2 separate regions of the Homo sapiens genome follow, and region 2 is linked to region 1. The links are chromatin loops, found by intact Hi-C in ENCODE. Cell type or tissue: A673. All regions are shown on one strand. Links, peaks and the distances in the headings refer to the core of each region. The heading gives the core; the rest is flanking DNA. Region 1 has its middle 110 kb from the start of LINC01243. Region 2 has its middle 12 kb from the start of LINC01243.

What was found. Peaks named below come from ENCODE experiments on the same cell type or tissue, not always from the same donor. Only the 100,000 strongest peaks of a DNase experiment are listed, where the experiment ranks them.
Region 2: a loop joins it to region 1, with 2.3 times the contacts of the local background. A loop is called at or near these places in 1 of 110 quality-filtered maps.

What each region holds. Positions count from the first base shown.
Region 1 is chr9:31,485,202-31,497,813 of GRCh38, forward strand. No RefSeq gene overlaps it. Among named protein-coding and RNA genes, the nearest start is that of LINC01243, 110 kb to the left of the region's middle. In A673, for the core only: no CTCF peak of the experiment used is centred there; no DNase peak of the experiment used is centred there.
Region 2 is chr9:31,386,803-31,399,414 of GRCh38, forward strand. No RefSeq gene overlaps it. Among named protein-coding and RNA genes, the nearest start is that of LINC01243, 12 kb to the left of the region's middle. In A673, for the core only: no CTCF peak of the experiment used is centred there; DNase peaks (open chromatin) are centred at 6,649 and 7,359; H3K4me3 peaks cover 472 bases; H3K27ac peaks cover 405 bases; H3K27me3 peaks cover 865 bases.

The sequences.
Region 1 (12,612 bases), core at 2,919-10,918:
GGCATGGATGCAGCTGGTTTCTTACATACCAAACTCAAAAACACGTTTCCCATTCCTCCATTTCCTCAACTGCATTATGTAATCATGGTTGTTAAAGGCAGTTTTTGGTGTCAATGTCTTTATTACACAAGTAAAAGTTATTGCGGAAGCACATCATGATTCAATTTGTTTCTATATACAACTTATTTTCTTGCAGTAATAATTATTTTTGTTTTGTTTGCATTGTTCTTTGTATCTTAACATACCAATAACTGATTCCTAAGCTGCCCTTCATAATTATGAACTTCATCTTAAAACATTAAAAACCATCACATATCCTATTAGACATTTGTTTGAAAACATCCCTCCTGGAATCTTCTATCTTCTGCTCAAATCTTAGCTGCTGTTTTTCCAAACTCACTGCAAGGCTGTTATCTCACTCTTCATTTTCCTTCTTTGGAGATTCTCTCTTAGCTGTAGTTCTAGCCCCTTGTTTATGATAATACATTTTCCTCTTTTAATTCATTATCTCATTTTGACAAAGTGCCTCTTTCAGTGGCGTCCTTGGAAAGGGTGTAAGGAAGGCTAAAGGAGTATTTTGAATATCCACAAATGTCTCCAATCTGCTCTTACAACTATTTCTATTAGGCCAACTACAGAATTCTAGGTTCAAAACAGATTGTAATTAATTGCTCCATTGTCTTCTCTAGTTTCTAGTATGGCTTCTGGAGACACTCAGTACCATTATGATATGGCTTTTTAATCAATTCTCTAGACATTTAATTTCAATCTGAAAGTGCATGCTCTCTGTTCTTCAAAAATTGTTAAAAGTATTTGATAAGTGTCCCCCTTCCATTTTCTCAGTTCTCTCTGGAACTTAATTTTTCAGATGCTAGGCCTCCTAAATTTATTTCCTAATTTCATTTTTTTTCTTTTACTCTCCATCTCTTTGCTCATTTTTCTACTCTTGGAAAAATATCTCAGTTTTATTTTTAATTATTTCATGTTTTGATTGCTCAAAGCCAATTTCCTCTAGTTTGTTGATACAGTGAACTTTCTTTTGCAGGTACTGTGCAAGATTAGTTGCCAGCTGTACCAAATGTAAAACAGAATCAGGTAACAAACAACATCTTCCACAAATTTTCAAAAAACCTCCATTTGCATTTCCACTTGCAGTGATCCTTGTTGTCTTCTACATCTGAACATTTCTGTGGCCAGGTAGTGGGTTACCTCTCTTCTGCATTCCCGTGACTGCTAGTTTAGATTTCAAATTTCTCTAGCATTTGAAGTCACTGAATACTTACCTGTTTTCCCAGTTCCACAAATGTGTTGCAGTCATACCCTCTCCCATTCTCTTGTTCCTGTGGGTCTATTCTTTCACTGTAGTAATTTCAGTAAGGATTTGGAGAAAGCAAAGGTAAAAGCACGAATTCAATTCTTTGTGCTCAACAGAATGTCCTGGTACTTAACTCTCTATTTTTGGATTTCAGAAATAATTCCTCATTTAAAATAACTATGTTGCAGATCCAAGATGAATGGCTAGAAGCAGCTAGTGCATGCCTCTCTCATGGAGAGGAAACAAGATAGCAAGTACTTATTAACTCTTCAAGTGGATCATCTAAGAGATCATGCTGGGCTTCACCAGGGAAACAATGGGAACTCTGGAGAGCAGAGAGGAGTAAAGCCAGGCAGCTGCTGACCCAGGACCAGCACAAAACTGGGGAGGCTCCTTAATGTGGGTAAAGGGTGAGTGAGTGAGAGATGCCCAGGGATCCACACCTCCACCACAGACCTCATTAATCCTAGGCACAGGAGAGCCCCCAGATCTACCATGGGCCTCTAGACCAACACAGAGAGCCAATTAGAGCCGGTGCACAGGCACCACTCAAGTCTACATGGAACACCACAGGGTTTTGATCCCTGAGTAGCCCAGCACCAGCTGCCACCACCCTGCCAAAAAGGGAGGCCAGGCACTTTTATGCACCCCCCCAGGACAGATGCCACAGCCAGGGCACTGAGGAGCAGCCAGACTGCATACCAGGTGACTCCCAACTTCCACTGCTCCCTGCCAAATAGGGCTTGCTGGCTTGGGCTCCCAGTGCACCTGCCCCACCCCCACCAGAACACTGCTCAGTGCTCCTCTGAGAGTACAACTCCCAGAGGTTGCTGACAAGCCCTTTGCAATTTTGGCCACTGCCACTGCCTCCACTCCTTCCACTCCTGGCCCAGGAAGGGAACAGGGAGGCTGAACACTTTTGCATGGCCCAGGTATAGATGCCGCAGCTGAGATATGGAGAAGCAGTGGACTGACTGCAAGCCCCATGATACCCTACCTCCACTGCTCCCTGGCATATGGGTTTTGCTGGCTTCAGTGATAGACCCTCAATCCAGTTTGTCAGTCCATGCCTGAATTGTATGGTCACAGCTTGGCATTCCTCTGAGATACCAACTCCTAGAGTTTGCCAACAAGCCTTTCCCTGGCTTGGTAGGTGCCCTTACCCACCCCAGACCAGGGAGGAAATGTTGAGACCTGTCACCTTTGCATATCCTCAGCAGCAAAATCAGTGCCACTTCTGTGGAGGGGAAATGGGAGCATGCTATGTGCTCCCGGGCTGTGCTGAAATATATTTCCTGGTACAAGAGCGTTTCTTAAGCTCCCCACCCCTCCCCAATTTCCCAGGAGCAGGACCAAGAAAGAGGGAGGGATAAAGGATGCTTCTCCCAGCTAAAAGGGCTCCCTGAAAGCCGCCTTCTATGGTTTCCTTATCTCATATCGGTTCAAATTTTGTCTCAATGCCATGTCTAGATTTAAGAAAGACTGGGAAGTAGTGTCATTTAGCTGAAAACATCAAGTCCCTAAGAAATATTGAGAATCTGCTACTAAAGAAGAAGGAAATTGATATTACGTGACAACTATTATGGCAGCTTTGGAAGATGCTTTCTTCCTTCAGCTTTTTCCACTGATGGCTAATCTGTAAACCTTCATATTTTTGCCCTCTTATTTTCTGCCTCTGTGGCTTCCTCTTCCCACCTTATCTTCATATGCTTTCCACTTCCTTACCTAACTATAATATAAAACTAATGTATCCTTTATATTATTTACTATAACTTACTTTACGTTTCCATTAGCTTTGAAAGTGGTGAGCCTGATTATTTAATAATTTTTCATCTAAGGAACTTGATAAACTGAATGATTCTGCCTTTGCTTTATATAATTGTCTTATCTTTTGCCTCCCTTTTGGGTTAGGTTAGCCATAAAATAAAGACAATCTCTGACTTTTTCTGATAATACGGTGAGAAATGCCTGGTTTCTTCTCCTTCATTCCCTTTCCATATATAACTTTTAACCTCTGTGTTCATAGCTGTGAATCTTCTTTGTCTTTAAAGTGTTAATTCCTGTTTGTGAATTCCAACACTTAATCATATGTTAAATAAAATGTATCTTTTCACACTTGAGTTTTGTCTGTATGATTATGCTATTATACTAATTATATGCTTCTGAAAATATCTTGCAAAAATTGTAAGGTGTGTGGAGTAATAATGTATTATCTGCAATTTCAGAGAAAATAAAAACAAATTTTGTGTTATTTTAATCATATATAATTAAAGATTAGCAGCTGGGTAAAACATCTAGAAAATTATATCCAATCATTCCTCCCTATAGCTGTGGTTGTCGAACTATAATGTGCATAAGACTTACTTAGAGTCCTTGTTAAAACTGGAAATGCATAGGCCTCATCTCTAGAGACTCTGATTCAGTAAATGTAATGTGGGGCCCCCAAAACTGCATTTTAAATCAGCACACAAAGATCTGCAGATAGAATACCAGTTGTGATCTAAGAGAAAACAGAATGTGGAGTGATAGACCAAGGCTATAGGTGCTAAAACCAAATAAACAACAGAAAAAGAAGAGGTCAATGCATCTATGTTAAAAGCCTCTGTATTTAAGAGAATATACATGAGAGGAAAAGTGATTATACAGTAACTTTCCAATTTTGAGATGAAATTAAAGGAAAAGGGAAGATAATTATGATTTTTTCCTAAGAGAGAAATTAAAACCCCAATACGGCTGGGCACGGTGGCTCACACCTGTAATCCCAGCACTTTGGGAGGCCAATGCAGGTGGATCACCTGAGGTCAGGAGTTCAAGACCAGCCTGGCCAAGATGGTGAAACCCTGTCTCTACTATGAAAAAGATTAAATAAAATAAAAAAATTAGCCAGGCATGTTGGTGGGCGCCTGTAATCCCAGCTACTTGGGAGGCTGGGGCAGGAGAATTGCTTGAACCCAGGAGGAAGAGGTTGAAATAAGCTGAGATCACGCCACTGCACTGGGGTACAAGAGTGAGACTCCGTCTCAAAAATAAAAATAAAAATAAAATAAATAAAACCACAATACTATCATATGTAAAATGTCAGAGGTTAACTTATACCAGTATAAAATTTGGCAGACACTGATATTATATAACTGATCATAAACTATAAGTAACTGATTACTATCAAATAAGAACAATATAATGATTAGATTGATAATACAAAAAGATAATGGTTAGGTTGAGGATCATCGAAAGACTATGCACTAATTTCTACACTATGTAAACAAAAGTTTAGTTTTTAAGATTTCTACTTCTGGAGTCAGTTCTAATATCTACTAGCTATATTAACTTTAACAAAGTCTAGCTTATCGACTATTTCTTTCATGGATTGTGCCTTTGGTGTTGTATTTAAAAATTCATCTCCATACCCAAGGTCATCTAGGCTTTTCCCTACGTTAACTTACAGAGGTTTCACAGTTTTACATTTTACATTTAAGTCCATAATCCATCTTGAGTTAATTTTTGTTAATGGTATAAGGTTTCCATCCAGATTCTTTTTTTTTTTATTTGCATATGGATGTCTGGTTGTTTCAGCATGATTTGTGAAAAACAAAAACATCTTTGCTCCATCATATTGCTTTTTCTGCTTTATCAAAGATTAGTTTACTATATTTGTATGCATCTATTTCTGTACTCTGTATTGTGTTCCATTGATCTATTTGTCTATTTTTTACAAAAGTACTATGTTGTTTTGATTCTGTAGTTTTATAATAGGTTTTGAAGTCAGGTAGAGTTAGTCTTACAACTCTGTTCTCCTTCAATTTTGTGCTGGCTATTTTAGGTCATTTGCCTCTCCATATAAACTATAAAATCATTTTGTCAAGACCACAAAATAACTTGCTGTGATTTTTATTAGGATTGCATTGAATCTATAAATCTATAGATCAAGTTTGGAATAATTGACACCTTAAAAATATCGAGTCTTTCTAGTAACTATATTATAACAGATAATTTATTTAAGTCTCAGCTGTGTCAACATAAAATCAGGATTACATGTTAATAAATGCATGAGGTTACGATGATGACTAAATAAGACAATGTAGGTAATGTATGTCTACTGCATGAATGTTCAATATTATTATACTTACAACACACTCTTTCATATTGCCCAAAGTTGTGACTAAGAAATAAACAAGGATAAATTCAAATAATAAATTCTCGTGTTCTACAGCTACTGGGTCAGGGGACGATTGCTGAACAAAAGCTTTGTCTAATCCTGTGCTAAGAACATTTTCCCCTGGAGGGATCCATTTGCCTCTCAAATCTTGGCTGTCTTGAGAAAATTATTTGGAGTGAAATGCATGTGGAAATGAATTAAATCCTCTGACCATGGATTGCCAAGATTGCCTTCCCTGTAGCTACTTAAAACTGTCACTCTCTCATACATGTAATAGCGCCTAGAAAAGGAAAAAGGCTTAGATCTCTTCCAAAGGAAAATCCTCCATTCCTGCATCTATTTATCTGAACCCCAACATTGTCATGGGTTTCCTTGGGCCTGGGAAGATTAACTGAACAATTATATCCCTAACTCTTTCCTGCCTACAAACTTGGATTCAAAAATAGGAGAGAATATGTATTATTTTATCTCATAGCTGATCTGTAGCTATGAATCAACTGAATCTAGTTTACTTGTCATCTTAAAGCAGGTACAAATTATCCTATTTAGTTTCATTTTATGTTTCATAATTGAATACCTCAATTAGCTAGTTGCTAGAAGGAGATAGCAAAAACTAGAATAGCAGAACCATCTGGGTTCATTCAGTGTAGGATATCTATAAATGTCACAAAAATTCAATGGCTGTCATTGTCATCCCTCTGCTGGTGGCAACCAAATCTGTATTTCCAGCCCCAATATCTCTCCTGAGTTTGAGATCAATGGATTGAATTGCCTCCTGGATTTCAAACTGCTACTCAATTAATCATTCAACCATCCCCAGAGGTGTTCCTTCCAGATTGGTTTTGAATACATGATATGGTGATGACCAGTTACCAAGCCCTACACTTATTCTCTGTCTACTTTTTAATATCCACACTAGCAGTCCTTAACTGTGGTCCCCTTCACCTCTTGTCCGGATTGCTAAAGCTTCCCCTTAAATTATTTCCTTTCACTCTTTTGCCTACTCCAACTTATTTTCTATATTATCAGTAGATTGATGTTTTAAACAATTCCAAAATTCTCCCTTCTATGGGTTACATCTTCCCATGACTACAGATAAAAATTAAATTTTATTTCCTTGGCATTGTACATTTTAGTGTGATCTTTGTGACCTCACGCCAGCTTAACTATACGGTTTCATCTGCAACTATCATCAAAGCCCACTAACCAATGGCCACCACACAAGTTTAGTCAAAGCTATTAAGGTTTATTGCAGCTTCCTGCAGCAAGGGAGAATACACATCAGAGGAACACAGCGCTTTTGTCAAAGAAAGTTAGGAGAGGCTTATGATAATATTCCGACATGTGCAGAGAGATTCTAAAGCAGATTTAGAGAAGTGCAGACAATTCTGGATAGGATGTTGTCAAGTACCAGGAACAAGTCAATGACTGGATATCCTTACATGTTTTTTAATCTGGAAGACAAGGCATTCAAAGTGGAGCTAAAATTATCACTAGTAAAGAAACAGTAGTCACTTTTGCTTGCCTTTGGAAGGGGATGTTTAGTTACTGTGATTGCAAGGTAGGTGTCCTTTCTTTGTCTTATTCTAGTGTGGTCACAGAGTGGCCTTGCCTGAGTATTGGTTCTATTCTAAGAAAGTTGTTTATGTTTAGTTGGGACAATTAAGGCAAACTGTTAGCTTCCAGCAGTGAGCTGCTAGGGTCATTTTTCACTTTCTCACTACCCATGTCTAGTTCTACATCCGGGTCTACTAAACAATTTGCAGCCCCTTGAAAGACTTGCATTCTTTCTAATTTATGAGTCTTGACAGAAGCAGTTTGGAAAGCTTGAAAAACATCCACTGCACTTTTTCCAGGATTTCCTCCTACTCATTCTTTAGAATTCTTTCCCCCTTCTTATGTGTGTGCACACATGCATTAATATATATTCAAGAAAATGAGTATATTCACATTATTTTACAAAGAAAAAAACAAATGAATTAAGTAAAATAAAGTGATCTTTAATTCATTCATAAGCCATCTCATTCTTCTTCCCAGATTTAATCACTCATATTGCTTATATAATTATAGGATTTTTTTCTATACACGCTTATGTATAAATGTAGTTTTACTCACTCAATAACACACATATTCAAATGCTTAGAATACAGTTTCTAATGTTGTTTAGCATGCTTTTTTAATAGCCCTTAAGAATGTTTTGAAAGTGTCTATATGTTTATCTATATCATTCCCTCATCAGAATGCAATATCATGGGTCTCCTCGGTGCCTGATGAATCTCAATAATGCCTGCACAATGCTGGACACAGAGTAAGTCCTCTTGATAAATGTATAGGGAACTGTAATAGAATGCTATAAACTACTTCCATAGGAAACCAAATTATTAGAAATCTCCTCTTATAAGCATGAACTCAGAGTCAAGGGAGTTTGTTTTAGAAGTCAACTAATATAGCTTCAGGCCCTCCCACTCATTTTGACATGCATATTAAAGTTTGTTTCACAAAGATTCCACTACCCCTAAGCATTCTAGAATCAGCATTTCCAATGTTCCCTCCATATCAACTCCTCTGTGGAGTGTTTGTGCTCACAGGCCTCCTGCAGTACATATTGGCTTACTTTATATTGTATATGAAACAACAGCTTAGGGACTCAATTGTTCAATCACAACCTTGTTATAGAGTTTACACCTTTGATAATTTCAAAATTTATCTTTTTGAGGTTAGGGATATTCTCAAATTTTTCAGGCAGAAGGCTTAAAAATATAAAGAAATGATGTACAGTTTAACATGTCTTCTCCTGTGACATTTAACATATTAATTGGCTCAATAGAGGCTGGGCTTGGTGGCTCACACCTGTAATCCCAGCACTTTGGGAGGCCGAGAAGGGTGGATGGATAACTTGATGTCAGGAGTTCGAGACCAGCCCGGCCAAAATGGTGAAACCCCATCTCTACTAAAAATACAAAAATTAGCCAGGCATAGTGGCACGTGCCTGTAATCTCAGCTACTCCAGAGGCTGAGGCAGGAGAATCGCTTGAACCCAGGAGGCAGAGGTTGCAGTGAGCAGAGATGGCGCCACTGTCCTCCAGACTGGGTGACAAAGCAAGACTCCCTTTCAAAAAACAGACAAATAAACGAACAAAAAACAACAAAAAACATTAATTGGTTAATTGAAATTTTGATCAGAACCAAAAATAGGCAACTAGAGATAGCCTCTTTGAAGTACAGATATTCAGTATCACTGACTTTTTATAGATCCACATTTTTTAACACTAGACATAAATTAAAACATTAAGGACTTTTAACATTAATTACACATTTTATAATATTTAACCTCAATGAATCAATATGTGGCTGGTGTAAATAAGGGCAAATATCAAATACTGATATGGAAATCAACAGATTTGTTTATATAATTGAGCAAGGCTGTTCAGAATTTGAAACTCTAGAATATACAAAAAAAAATGAATTGGAATGGTGTGTGTGTGTGTGTGTGTGTTTTCATGTGTGTTCACAGGCAGAAAATATACAAAACAAATGCTATCAATGTTTGCTTTTGAGCATAATGTAAATGAATGAATTTACCTGCATAATAGAAAGACTGACATTAGAAAATATATTTTCCCCAAACTAAATTAATTGAACTATTAGATAAAATTGTTTGAATTATTCAGATAAAATTTCCCACCTGAAAGAAATTTGAGTTTGGGATAAGATTATATGAATAACAACCTGCATCAAGAATTCCTTAGTAATTTTTTGGTCCCCTTAAAAACACGTATATCTCCAAATGCATTCTGAGTTTGGGGAATAGAATTGAACTCTCTTGGAAGTTAGAAGAAACTTTGTATCTTGCATTATGCTGGCTTATGCTGGCGAATGAACTATGTCTTGCTGTAAGTAATTTGTTGAGGACATAGGAGAAAGTCATATCCACTAAAGGAAGATTATATAATCACTGAAATATAAAAGGACTTTCTCTTGTTAGCTATGAAAGACCAAGATTAGAATAGCAAAATGTTCTATGCAAACTGTGTCAAATGCTGAAGAGCAAGCTAATGAATTGTGGGATAATTATGCATGCTTTTATAAAGAATGTGAGATATTAAAGGCTGGAATGTGATTAGAACATAATTTTTCCAGATTTTAAGATGTTGTGTTTTAATCTTTTAAGTTGTTCTACCAAACTTCTAGTTTTCAAACATGTATTTCAAATGCAAAAGAAATAATTGTTTCAAAATAAGAATAAGATTATTATTTTCAAGGCTAACACCTTGAAAATATAACACATCAACAACACAGGGAATCTTTTTTATTTTTCTAGGACTGAACTTATACCCAATTAAGCTAAAAGTTATTAATTTGGATTTCAGGGGGTTTAATAATATATTTAACAATATTAAGCTATTTTTATCCACATATCTTTTGTGGAGATCTATTTTAAAAAGACATTATTTTGCCAGTTCAACTATTCTACAGATAAGACTTTAAAATAACTAGTCTTGACTTTGAAATAAAATTCTCCAAATATATGAGAAAATAAAATATTCTGAAATAAGAGAAAACATTTCTATTAATTATAATACCTGGAATAAATGCATTAGGATACACAATGTTATTTATAAACTAAAATTCACCAGAATACTATTGGCAGTACAATAAAATTCAAATTATCTGTCAATACTTTAAATTGTACTAAAGAACCCTGTTCTACAATCCAAAATCTCAATAAACTTCACAACCACTTGCTAATTCAGTTAACACAATGTCATTTCAGCAAACTCTAAAAAGGGTGGTAAAATTATGACAATAATTATCATATAAACCTCAGATCAGGGCATAGAGAATGAGCTACATTCTCTCACTTATAAGTCTATTAACAGAATCCTTTAGAAAGCTAAGAGGTTAAAAGTAAATTAACAACAGAAGGAAGCCCAATCTAATGAGGCTTTGAAATGTAGGCATAGCTCACTTTCCTCAAATAAAAATCTATATTAGTCTATTTTCATATTGTCATAAAGAAATGACTGAGACTAGGTAATTCATAAATTAATGAGGTTTAATTGACTCACAGTTTAGCATGGCTGGGGAAACCTCAGGAAACTTGCAACCATGGCAGAAGGAGAAGAGAAAGCAAGGCACCTTCTTCACAAGGCAGCAGGAAGGAGAAGTGCTGAGCAAAGGTGGAAGAACCCCTTATAAAACCAAAAGATCTTGTGAGAACTCACTATCATGAAAGCAGCCTGGGGCAAAGTGCCCCCATGATTCAATTACCCTCCACCTGGTCTCTCCCTTGACACATGGGGAGTATGGCAATTATAATTCAAGATGAGATTTGGGTGGGAACACAAAGCCTAACCATATTGTTCTGCCCCTGGCCCCTTCCAAATCTCGTCTTTTCACATTTCAAACAAATCATGCCTTCCCATCAGTCCACCAAATTGTTAATTCATTTTAGATTTAATCCAAAAGTCCAAGTCCAAAGTCTTATCTGAGACAAGGCAAGTCCCTTCTGCCTATAAGCCTGTAAAATAAAAAACAATTGAGTTACTCCCAAGATACAATGGAGGTAGAGGCATTGGGTAAATGCTCCAATTCCAAAATGGAGAAATTGGCCAAAATGAAGGGGCTACAGACCCCATGCAAATCCAAAATCCAAAGGGGCAGTCATTAAATCTTAAAACTCCAAAATGATCTCCTCTGACTCCATATCTTACATCCAAGCCACGCTGATGCAAGAAGTAGGCTCCCATGGCTTTGGGCAGCTCTGCCCCTTTGGCTTTGCAGGGTACAGCATCTTCCTAGCTGCTTTCACAGGCTGATGTTGATTGTCTGCTGCTTTTTCAGGCACACAGTGCAAGTTTTCAGTGGACCTATTATTCTGGTGTCTGGAGGATGGTGGTCCTAGTCTCATAGCTTAAGTAGGAAGTGCCCCAGTGTGGCCTCTGTGTGGCAGCCCCGACCCCACATATGCTTTCCACACTGCCCTAACAGAGGTTCTCCACGAGGACTCTACCACTGCAGCAAAGTCCTGCCTAGATATCCAGGCATTTCCATACATCCTCTGAAATCTAGGCAGAAGTTCCCAAACCTCAGTTCTTCACTTCTGCACACCTGCAGGCCCAACACCATGTGTAAGCCACCAAAGCTTGGGGGTTGCACCCTCTGAAGCAGTGGCCAAAGCTATACGTTTGGCCCTTTCAGCCAGAGCTGCACAGCTGGGGCATGAGGCACTAAGTCCCGAGACTGCACAAAAGAACAAAGCCCTGGCCCAGTCCATGAAACCATTTTTTCCTCTGAGGCTTCCAGGCCTGTGATGGGGCAGGGTGGGGGGGCTGCCATGAAGACCTCTGATATGCCCTGGAGACATTTTCCCCATTGTCTTGGTGATTAACATTTGGCTCCTCTTTACTTATGCAAATTTCTGAAGCAGGCTTGAATTTCTCCTCAGAAAATGGGTTTTTCTTTTCTATCACATCATCAGACTGCAAATTATCCAGACATTCTCTGCTTCCCTTTTAAACACAAGTTCCAATTTCAAACTATCTCCCTGTGAATGCATAAAACTGAATACTTTTAAGAGCACCCAGGCCACCCCTTGAACACTTTGCTGCTTAGAAATTTCTTCTGTCAGATAACCTAAGTCAACTCTCTCAGGTTCAAAGTTCCACAGATTTCTAGGGCAGGGGCAAATTGTCACCAGCCTCTTTGCTAAAGCATATCAAGAGTCACCTTTATTCCAGTTTTCAGCAAGTTCCTCATCTTCATCTGAGACCACCTCAGCCTGGATTTTATTGTCTATGTCACTATCAGCATTTTGTTCAAAGCCATTCAACATGTCTCTAGGAGGTTCCAAACTTTCCCCTATCTTCTTCTCTTCTGAGCCTTCCAAGTCTCTGAGAGTTCTAAACTTTCCCACATTTTCCTGTCTTCTTCTGAGCCCTCTGTTCCAACCTCTCCCTGTTACTCAGTTCCAAAGTCACTTCCACATTTTTGGGTATCTTTATAGCAGTACCCCACTCTCTATGGTACCAATTTACTGTATTAGACCATTTTCATACTGCTATAAAAAACTATCTGACACTGAGTAATTTATAAAGGAAAGAGGTTAAATTGACTCACAGTTCAGCATGGCTAGGGAGAT
Region 2 (12,612 bases), core at 2,365-10,364, 99 kb before region 1:
TATTTATCTAGAAAATTATGCACCTACTCTAGATTTTAAAATATATTTGCATGCAATTGTGCACAAAATCTCTTGTGATTTTTGTAATATCCTTGCTTTTGATGGCCATTTCCTCCTTAAGTCTTTTTACTTAATTTTAGAGATACATCGTTCTCATTTTGCTGCCCAAGCTTGAGTGCAGTAGCTCATCACAGGCACAGTCATAGTCTACTAGAGCCTTAGACTCAGGGGCTCAAGTGACCGTCTCACCTCAGCCTCCCAAGAACTTAGGTTTAGCTAGGAAGAACTTAGGTTTTATGTACCTGTTATCTCCCCTTTGTTTATATAACTGGTTTATTATTTTATTACTTTTAAAATACTTCAGCTCATCTGTTTATTAGTTCTATTTTTTCCTCAACAACTCACTGAATTCTGTTTTTATAATAGTTTCTTCTCTCCACTTTTTTGATTCCAATTTCTCTAGAATCTTGATCTCTTTGTGCTTGATATTAATTTATTTTTGAATTCTTATTGCATAAGTGTTTTATTTGGTAACAGATTCTAATTTTACTGCATTGTGTTCAGAGGATTTTTGTACCATTTCTGTATTTTGGAATTTGTGGAGATTTTCTTTGTAGCTTAATGTATCGCCAGTGTTTGTGAATGTTCCATGTGCTTCTATAAGATCTAACTTATTGATAATGTGTCACTGTATCTTTCATCCCTAACACTGATTCTGTCTCACTTTGCAAGCTATGTCCTAAATTATCTTATAATTGTTGAGATTCTTTCTGATTCTTCTTACATCTTATTAGCTTTTTAATGGAAATATTGCTGTATTTTTAGTAAATAGATATCCACAATTTTTCTTTGTCTTTAGCGTTGTAAGGTCTTCTTTATATAACATAATACTGTTTTGGCTTGATTTATATAAGACTGATAAGATAATGGCCACAATGGTTTTCTATGTGCCTTTTATTTTTAACCTTTCTGAACCTCTCTTTTTTTAGGTGCTCATTAAAATAAAGGCTTTTCTTATGGGGCAAAGAGATGTGGGGTTTTTTGCTATAAAGTCTTTCACTGTGTGTTTACTCTTTATTTTTTTCATTTAGGAAAACTTGTATCTTTTTTTCTAAAACTTACTTTATGACAGCATATTTATATGTGTAAACTGTACTAAAAGAACAAAAATATTGAGTTTGATACGTACTAGTTAACTTAATTTACATATTTATTTAATGATATAGAAGAGGTGGATTCTACTTTAGAATGCCCACTTTTAAAATAGGATCTAACATCAATATTATTTTTTCTGTTTTAATCCATACCTACCTGTCCCTAGTAAAAAGGTATAATATACTGAAAAGCTGAGGGGCCTGTGCTATGTTCTGTATTTTACAAATTGAAATTCTAAGCATGTTTTGAATTTAAGATTAGTTATTTAAATGTATTACGCATTTGAAAACTAGTGCTCTAGGAAGAAACACTATAAAATGTAATTAATAACTATGTAATAGGTAACATGTAATAAATAAATAATAAAGTTACATATATCGTGTATATGTATATAATTTATAAACCCTTTGCATGTCCTAAAAATTAAGTAATAAAGGAAAAATAAGCAATGAGTGAATGTTTATTAAATTACAAACTCTGTATGAACACCAGAAATCAGAATAGCAAAAATATATTTAAAACATTAAAAAAAGAAAAATCATAAATATTTTATCTTGTTATTTGTTCCACATATCTGAAATTATGTAAGTTTACTCTTCAGAAAGTAAGAAAAGGTCAGCTAAATTAATGCCATATGTCAAAGTAAAAACACCTGTGAGTTCCCAGGTATATGCATGCACATACGTGTTTACAAACTACGCACTTGACATGCCATTTTTCTGTGCCTAAATTCTATAGAATGTTTCAACTAAATCACAATTATTGGTGATATATTTATGCTTGCTGTCCCCTAAAGCAATGAAAGAATGAGAATTAAAAGTTGCTGTCAAGCTACATTTGTATAATCATGCTGATAATAGCTTCTTGCCTCCTCCCAGAAACTTAGATACTGCGTGACCTAATCTGGACAACCCCCAGAGGTGAGTCACAAAAATCACATGCATTCTTGCTATACAAAATATAAACAGCATCTTATTATTTTTCCTATTTTAATTTCTATTGTGCTAACCTCAAAAAAGAAAATGTTCTACTTCTTTAAACCTATTATCTATAGCAAGGCATCAATTTTAAGAAATAAGATGAAGGTTATAAATGATCCCATATTCACTTCATAAATTTTGCCTACAATGTGAATATAAGTCATCTGCAAACATATGTAGATTAGTTTTATTTAAATACTTAGGAAAACAAAGTAATTCAGCACTGTCCATGGCTTGAAAACGTACTCCAGTTCCATAACCTTGAATGTCTTCTGCTGACCTTCTTATTGCCTTACTCATCTTTTCTCCAGGCTTTTAGACACTACTTCTTGAAACCGAAATAGCATTTTAAATACATACCACAGAAATGCTTCACGTTGACCACTTTGAACTAGGTCAATTTGCATTAATAACTTGGAGGGGAAAGATTCTAAAACCTATTAATCTCTAAAGGTCTCAAATGCCCTCTTGCCTTTATTCTTGCTTTCTTATTTTGTATGAAAGTCACATATCTGACAAGTAGATGCCAAAAAGGTTGGTTTGACTGTGCTATCCATGGCACTCTTTCCTTTCAAGAGAAAAATGAAATTCATCAAAAAGAGAATTTTATGCTACATTATGAGCACCAAAACAGACACTCCCCAAAAGGAAGATAAGGACACCAGATAAAATGAGTTGATCTGAAAGGGCAAAGGACTGTCTCTACTTCCATTGTATCGATTTGTCATTTCTGTGGATTTCTTTTTGTTTTTAACAAAAAGACAGAAATTTTGGAGTAATGAATAGCTCTAGTTAGCCATATCTGATGGCTAAGGATTAAACTTTTAGAAAGAGATCATATAATTAAAATTTGAATAGAAATATTCTAATGTACATTACAAAAATGCATGCTCTTTTAGAAAGATAAGCCTGAAGATAATATTATTTAATTTACCAAAAGTGTAAACAAATACTTTTGATCATCAATATGTGTCAGCACTGTTCTAGGAAATTAATTTAGAGTATGAATAAAAATAAATCCTTACCCTTACTGAGCTTACATATTAGCAGGGCATAATATAGGATAGGAACTGAGAGTTCTCATTGAATATCACCTTGTCAGAGAAAGCTACGTCAGATTAATTAGCATCACCCTCAAGCATCTTATCTTTCCTTAATTTTCTACATGAAAATTATAATTTTCTGACATATATAATGCTTATATGCCTGCTTTTATCTCTGTCTCTCTTTCTCTTTATTTCTTTTTTTCTGATTAGATTTCCCAGATAACAGCCATTTGCAGATCATTGCAGGTGAGCTATGCAGTTAAAAATAAGGTTCACCCTGACCCTAGAATCTCTGACTTATTCCGACTTTATGAGTTGAGGAAATGACACATAATACTCATCCCTCCAACCAACCACCTACCTTCCTTTGGCAGTTAACTTTGCAAAAGTTGTACGTTCCCAGAAGAGGGAAATATATCAAGCTGTTTTGTGGGACCTACAAAGCAGAAATGGCTCAATGGACTGATGTAAATACCAGAGAAAAGTCTCTCCAGTGCAAGACAGTCACAGCAGGTGCTTCTGCCCATGGCAGCTAACCAGTGACAATTTAGAAGTGGGGAAGGCAAATTACTTGCTAGTCATGAGAGCTGTGTGACTTTGAGTCAGAGAAAAGGGAAATACAGATCAAGTAATCAAAGAGGTGTCTTTCTAGAGTTTGATGATTGGTAAATCTTCAGAAGGTTGAGATTCGTGACCTTCCACACAGAAGGCTTTCAGTTATATCGAAACTCTGGACCATCTTTCTTGCCTCTTGTATAGTTGATTACAGAATCCTAGCTTCCTGTCTTTTTCTATAAAAGGTCCACGGCCTTCTGTCAACTATCTGTCACTCAGGGACAGCTCTTTGGCTGCTTGCCGTTTCTCACACTGAATGCATCCATCTTCCTAAACAATTTCACTTTTGTGTATCAAAGGCACTGCTGAGAGCTGAGAGAAATGGTTCATCAAGAATCTGGGAAAGACATATGACAGGAAGTAAAACATACTGAGCAAGAGGCAGAAACGGAGAAGGAAGAGCTAAAAACAGTAAAAGGAGAGTTCTAACAACAACAAAATTATGATACCTGTTCCACTCTTCATTTCATTCTCTGTAGTTCTAACCACATTGTAATATTTCTGAAATGCAGTATTAGAGAGAGAGGAGAAAAAAATCAACAGTTTAGAGGTACAGGGGGAAGGCAACTAACTGCTTTCTGAAATCAATTTCTGGCATTTTGTTCTAGCAGTTTTTCCCTATTCATGAGGTTCCAATTCGCATTTAGTGTTGGGGATTTAGTGCTGACTGCAAATTAAAGATCTTCATTTATTCTCTCCTGTTGTTTTATTTTATAGTTATCATTCTATTTTGTAATACAAGAATGTAAACATCACAGTTTCCAAAATAATTCGTAATTTATGGATATTAATGTAGACTTAGCTGTCTTTGAATGAGCTTTCATTATATTGAAAATATTGTAAAGGCCAATATATTTTAATTTAGCAGCTGTTCATATAATGTCTGTTTATAAAATATAGCATGTTTGACTTATCCTTTAATATTAATATTCAAAAAAGCAAAAACAAAAACAGCCTTTTTCCCTAAAATGAAACTACCAAAATGGAACAGTTGTATTTACTATACAGATTTTAAAAATAATGTATAGGTTATATTTCATAAAAGATATGTATTAGCTGTATATTATGTGGGAGAGAACTATTATGACACTGAAAACACAATAGTGAACAAAACAGACAAAACTCTCCATGCTCTAAGGGCTTATCTTCTAGTTAGGGGAGGCTGATGTAAAACACAATAAGAACAACATAGCATGTGCCGGGTGCTGTTGAGGACAAAGAAGAAAAAAACTTAAGGTGGGGAGAGGAGTCAGGAATTTTAGGTTGAAGCAATTTGAAAATTTTCTCTTAAGGAGGAGACATATATGAGTTCCAACCTAAAATGGTGAAGATAACCATAAGGCATTCTGAAAGAAGAGTACTCCACAAAATGCTAAAAGATACTGCCAAGTCTGGGTTCAAGAAACTCTGGTGGCTGGAATCGAGTAAGGGTGAAGGAATTATTAGGAAAGGAGGAAGAGATGTACATGGGGACAGATTGTACAGCTTCTTGTTGGTCATTCTATGTACTGAAAAATATTTTGTATCAGAAATATTTTGTCATGTGAGCTACTGGTTTTTTTGTTGCTGTTGTTTTGTTTTTTTGTTTTGTTTTTTTTAGACGGGGTCTCACTCTGTCGCCCAAGCTGTAGTGCAGTGACGTGATCTCGGCTCACTGCAAGCTCCGCCTCCCGGGTTCACGCCATTCTCCTGCCTCAGCCTCCTGAGTAGCTGGGACTACAGGCGCCCGCTACCACGCCCGGCTAATTTTTGTATTTTTAGTAGAGACAGGGTTTCACCGTGTTAGCCGGGACGGTCTCCTCACCTCGTGATCCACCCACCTCGGCTTCCCAAAGTGCCGGGATTACAGGCGTGAGCCACCGCGCCTGGCCCTTACTGTTTTCCCTTCTACGATAAACATCCTAATTGCTTCATTGAAATGGGAAATTAGTGGAAGGTTTAATCCCTTTGTATATTAAAAAGTTTTTTCACATAAATAATCATTTTGTTTTCCAAGAAATATGTTTTTCAAATTTATTGAGAGCCCAGTCTCTCAATAACACCTGTTTTGTAAATTATCTTTTAAATGTATAGTTTCTAGAGTTCTGCATCCTGCTCAAATGGTTTGACATAATTGTCTGGGCTGGAGCAAGTATCACCTAAAATCCAACACTGCTTTGTATCCATACGGGTTAATTTCCTTCAGGAAACCCACCATTTATTTTCCCATTGCATCACTTTTACTCCACTTACTTGAGTGAAAATCCTGCTCTTAGTGTGATGTCAAGAACATACTTTCATAATGTGAATTATTCACAAATCATCCTACATTCTCTTGACATAAAGAGAACAGGGCCTATCCACCGAAAAGGTGTACATCCCAAAAGGTGAGATAAACATAGAGTGACAAAGAAATCCAAAGAAATCTCTAACTCATCTTGCTATATTGTATTCCCTAATCCACAGCACTATTCTAAATATGAAAGCAATAAATGAATAAAAACATACTTAAATTATTAGTAGTTGCTTTGTTATTAAACCCATCAAAGTCATTATTTTATTCTATTAAGGCAATCTATGATTCTACTTGATTATGTATCGATTGCCACACTTTACTTTGGGCTTATAATAGATTTGAAGTCAGTTGCATTAAAATTTAGCCAATGCTTTACCTCTTCAGACTTTTTTGTTAATAAATGTGCTTCTTTTTATATTCATTCATAATGCAATTTATCTGGTTTTACTTCCTCTAATGTTACAGCCCCCTGAGGTTATCTTAGATCCTGAATATCTCAATTCATGTGGCCTTTATCACTCTAGTTTCCTGTCATCTGACAATTTGTTGTGTCATGTAAGCCCTCATTCACAGTAATGATAAAAAATGCTTAACATGTGATGCAACAAGCAATCAAATCCTGCCATATAAAACTAGATTCTTTCCTGTCCATTGTGGTTGACTTCCATTCTTAAAGCAGTTCACTAGATAAGATCATTTAGTCATGTTATAATTCTCTGCAAAACATCTCACAAATAAGTCTCAAATAATTTTTTCACAAGGACTTACTTAGCATTTTTGTCAGATATCTTTCTGAAATCCAAACCTTTTTTTTTTTTTTCAGTATTTCTCTGATATAACAGCCTAGTTGCTGCCATTAAGGACATTAAATCCAGAAAGTGCATATTATTGCAATAAACCTAGCTCTTTGTGAACCTATGTTCACTGTTGGCAGTCACCACTCTCCTCTATATGCAGTAACAATCAATAAGCTTTTCCTGCTATGCATTGATAGTTGACAAATATTTTTAGTTTGCCTTCTACATAATTTTGTGATTGTGATTGGTGCTTCTTGAGACATACTTTTATTACATGTAAGTGGAGAAATCTTCCTTGCTACCTACTCATTTCAGAGGCCCAGTAATATTAACTAGGCTCTTTGTGAGATCTATGGAGAAAGGGCATTGCTCTAACAACTGCTATTGTTGTTACAGCCTCTTAATAATTCATTCCGTTGAAGGGTGCTGTAATTTGGATGTTCCCCAGCTCCTTAAATACCCATAACAGCTGCATAGCCACATCTTCTAATAAACGTGCTAAGAACTTAAAAGCTATCACATGTTTCAAAATCTTTAGTTTACAGCTATTCTACTGATATAGGGCAAAATTATGTCAAGTGGCTCATTTCAGGGGAATCCCAGGAGTCTTCCAAGTAGCTTTATTTAGAAAACCCTTGATGCTAGCAAGTACATTTTCTTGGACTTAGGTCAAATTATTTACAAGAGCATGGCTCTGTTCCAGTTTCAGGGATTATGTGTTACAATTACCACACTGTGAACTCTACTGTAGTTTCTGTATCAGTTAGAGAAGGTGATTTCTCATGAGTTGCAGAAGACCCTGAAAATTAAGGCACTATGGTCTTCATATCTGATGACATGTTTGGTGAGAGTCACTTTTATTATTTTGATATCTACTGTGGTCAACACATTTATTTTTAGATTAATAACAGTTTTTATTACAACATTTGAATATAAATGTTGCTTTTGGCTTTACCTCCTCAGCAAAAAGAAAAGTAAGAAGAAAATAGAATTGTCAATTTCTTAGCACAAAGAGATAAGCTATTTTCAGCAATTGTATACATATGTGTAACTATAAAAGTATCTGATCTAAAATTAGTATTATGATCTATATATATTTAGATTGTACCTCTTTTCTTAATATTACTTATAATAATCTCTTTTCCAACAGTATAAGATATCCTACAAAAGTTGACTTTAATGGTTATGTTATACATTAACATTTTCCTATCTCAAAACTTAACTAAACATTGCCAATGGTTAAATACTTTGGTTGTTGCCCATTTTTCAACACTACAACTACTTTAAAAAGAAAAGTATTAGTACATAAAACATTCTAAGCATGTCTCAATATTTTTGTAAGACAAAACAGAAAAAAGTTACTTTGATAACTATTTTTTAAGTTATTTTTATAAAACTATTAACTCCTGAAAGTGTGCACAATTTTATGTCTTTATTGATAACAGGTAAGTTTTCATATGCTCTAACACCAAAATAGCCATGCTAATTTTAATTATAATTAAGAATTTGCCTCAGTTTGCCTTTTTATTGATTACTGGTGAGATTTAAAATATTTGTAGTTTATTATAAATTTGTATTTCTTCTTTGTGAGTTTTTTTAAACTACTTTTGTTTTAGATTGAAGTTATTTTCTTCTCTTTGCAGATTTTAATTTGTCCTGTACCAAATTACATTTTTTTTCTGCGATTTATAATACCACCCACTACTTCAGAGGCTGAGGCAGAAGGATTTCTTTAGCCCAGAACATCAGGTCTGCAGTGAGCCGTGATTGTGTCACTGCACTCCAGCCTGGGCAACAGAGCGAGACCCTGTGTCTATTTGATAACAAAATAATAATAATAATATCATCATTGTATTTTACGTTTAATATTTTCTCATTCCTAATTGAGTTCAATTTTCATCCATTTTATGAGTTCTAAATTTTGATATCTTGCTCATGCTGTCAGTTGATTTTTTTTTTTTTTTTTTTTTTGAGATGGAGTCTCGCTCTGTCACCCAGTCTGGAGTGCAGTGGCGCGATCTCTGCTCACTGCAAGCTCCGCCTCCCGTGTTCATGCCATTCTCCTGCCTCAGCATCCCGAGTAGCTGGGACTACAGGCGCCCGCTACCACGCCCGGCTAATTTTTTGCATATTTGGTAGACAGGGTTTCACCGTGTTAGCCAGGATGGTCTCGATCTCCTGACCTCGTGATCCACCCGCCTCAGCCTCCCAAAGTGCTGGGATTACAGGCATGCGCCACCGCGCTGGGCCCAGTTGATTCCATTTTATCTAGGGACTAAATACCTGCACTTTTTTTTCTTGTTATTACCTTTAAATTATGACTATATAAACATATTTCTCTATTAAAGTAAAAAAGGAAGCATACCTATTAAAACCAGTTCTGTAGCTTGAACATTTCAGCATTTCAGAATGTGTTGCTTTCTCTGTCTCATCTTACCATTCAGTGTTTCCTAGCTTTCAGATATCTTTGATATTTATATTTTTATTAATTTTAACTATCTCAGTATTCTCTCATCAATTATTTTTGACATTCACTTTAAATTTAATGTTCCTACTAAGCCTAAGAGCAAAGTTTTCTGCTTTCCTTATACTGACATTTATTTTATGTCATCTCTTTCTCATTCTTATTTTCTACCTTGTACTCATTTCTGAGTCACCTGACATACTTCTGATAAATCAAAAATGACACTGTGGAGGCATATTTTTATAGTCCTTCTATATCTTTGTTGTATTTCTATTGACTTTACATATCACTGATAACTTTTCCAAATGGACTTCTCAATTTAAAATTTTCCTCAATCTCATCTTTCTAGAAATAATTGTGAGCATATCCCCTTCTGGTTCCCACATTTCATGGAATAAGGTCTAGTTTACTTGCTTTGTTCCTTTGTAGATAAACTTATTTTGTGTGTGTGTTCATGCTTATTGAATTTTAGGAACAGGGAAATGTTTACAAGCTTAATTTCTATAATAAGGCATGCATGAGTCTGAAGCTTGTCTCTGCCTCTTGTTAATTATCAATTATGCTAAGTTTCAGTTTTTTCTGAGGCAAAGGGAAGATCATAATTGGGCTATTCTATACAATTATTTGAAGAAAAAAATAACAGAAAGAAAAGAAGTAGAGGGAAAAAAGGAAGAGAAAGAGAGAGAGAGAGCACAAAGAACTTAGACTAGTGCTCAGCAAATAGTAAATACACAATGAAAATGACCTTTCACTAAATCTTGAAGTGGGGTTAGTTTCATTAATTGCATTTATAATTAGTGAGCTCATTCCATCAAGATAGTCCACGTTATCTTTAACTTAGTAATATTATTTTCTATTACATCTTCTCCTTGAATTTAGCACATGTGTGTACATACACACACACAATTATTTCAGGCTGGTCTTCTAACTCAATTTTTTTGTTTGTTTTTGTGTTTTTAGTATCTCACCTGCAGTTCACCCCTTCTTTTCTGTTTTGAATTTGGCAATTCAGTTTTTCATTAAAAAATAATCAAGATTCCTTTAATATATCTTCCCAAATAGAGCACCCACTTCTTCATTTTCTTACTCTTCTTTGTAGCAACAAAGCATCTTATAAATTTGTCTATTGCCTACTTAACACTCTTTGCAGTAGAACTCTGTTGCTTTGTTTATTGCTGCACTCTCAGTGTCTAGAATAGCTTCTGGTATCAATTGGTAATTCATTAAGTATTTGCTAACAAATGAAGAAAATCAGTAAATGAATGAAAACTCTTAACTATTAGAATCACAACCATTAACTAATTTTCTATTGCTTCTTGTTTGTTCCAGTGAAATTTGCTTTAACTCTTCTGTTTTATCCATCTCTTTTAGGTTTCCTATAGCTTCAGTTTGGCAATTTGTTACTACATTAGCCTTTGGCATAAGAAAAGTAACTTCATTGATCTGCACATAATTTTTTTGCTTGTTTCAAAGGAACCTTGGTGATAGCTAAGGAACTTTCCTGCTTCCTTCATTGACATTTTTGTCCTTATCAGGAAACCACTGTGAAAGTGCTGTTGCTTTACGTGGTACCCAGGTTGCTAGGGATCAATATTTTATATTCTCAATATATTACTTCCAGGTATGCTTTCCACAGTCACATATCTAGTTCTTATACAGTCAAGATATGCAATTGCATAATGCCCAATAGCTTGATCTAAACGATAGTTTGTAGCACACAAAACCAGATGAGCTTGAAATAACTTGTTTTTTCTCTAGTCCCCATGTGTTTTCATTATAATGAATTACAGCTCAGTATTTCTTTCTCAAATATAGATTCACTTGAGGATATCTTTCAAGAAAAAAATCAGAATTTTCTTTGATATATCAAAATTGTACATATTTTGAGGGCACATGTGATTTATCATAAATGTGTACAATGTGTAATAATTAAATCAGGGTCATTGGGTACCCATCACCTCACACATTTACCTTTAGAGTTGAGAACGTTACAATTCTTCTTTTCTAGCTCCTTTGAACTATGCTGTAAATTATTGTTACCTATATTTTCCCTATTGTACTGTCAAACACTAGACGTTATTTCTTCTATCTGTATATTTGTATCCATTAACCAACTTCTCTTCATCTCCCCCTCACTCTTTCGCTTCCCCCATCATTCTTCTTTCTACCTTAAGGTCTTCTTTTTTTGCTTCCACATGTAAGTGACTACATGCAATATTTGTCTTTCTTTGCCTGGCTTATTTCACTTAACATAATGACTTCCAGTTTCATCCATATTGCTGCAAATGACAGAATATCATTCTATTATATGGCTGAATAATATTCCAATAGGTATATATACCACATTATCTTTATCAGTTCATCTTCTGATGGACACTTAGGTTGATTTCATATCTTTGCTATTGCAAATAGTACTTCAAGAAACTGAAGCTTCAATATATTGATTTCTTTTCTTTTGGATATATACCCAGCAGTGGGATTGCTGATTACATGCTAGTTCTGTTTTTAGTGTCTTGAGGAATCTCCATACTGTTTTCCATAATGGCTGTACTAATTTACATTTCCATCAGCAGAGCTGAGTTTTATTTTCTCCACATCCTAGTCAGCATCTGTTACTTTTTGTCTTTTTAATAACAGCCATTCTAACCTGGGTGTGTCGATATCTCATTGCGGTTTTGATTTATATTTCGCTGATGATTAGTGATGCTGATCTTTTTCATATGCCTGTTGGACATTTGTATGTCTTCTTTTGAGAAATGTCTATTCAGGTCTTTTGCTCATTTTTAATAGGGTTATTTGGCTTTTTGCTACAAAGTTAAGTTCCTTATATAATCTGCTTAATACTTGTCAGATGAATAGTTTACAAATATTTTCTACCATTCTGTAGGTTGTCTCTTCACTTTGTCAATTGTTTCTTTGCTGTGCAGAAACTTTTTAATTTGATGTAATCTCATTTGTCTATTTTTACTTTTCTTGTCTGTGCTTTTGAGGTCTTAGCACAAAACATCTTTGCCTGGGTCAATGTCCTATAAGGTTTCCCCAGTGTTTCTTCTAATGATTTCATAATTTCAAATCTTGCTTTTAAGGCTTTAATCCATTTTGTGTCAATTTTTGCATGTGATAGAAGATGACGTTCTAGTTTTATTCTTCTGCATATGGATATCCAGTTTTCTCAGCACCATTTATTAAAGAGACTGTCCTTTCCCTGCTGTATGTTCTTGGTACTTTCGTTGAATTGAATTGTCTGTAAAGTGCTTGGCTTTATTTCTGCATTCTCTGT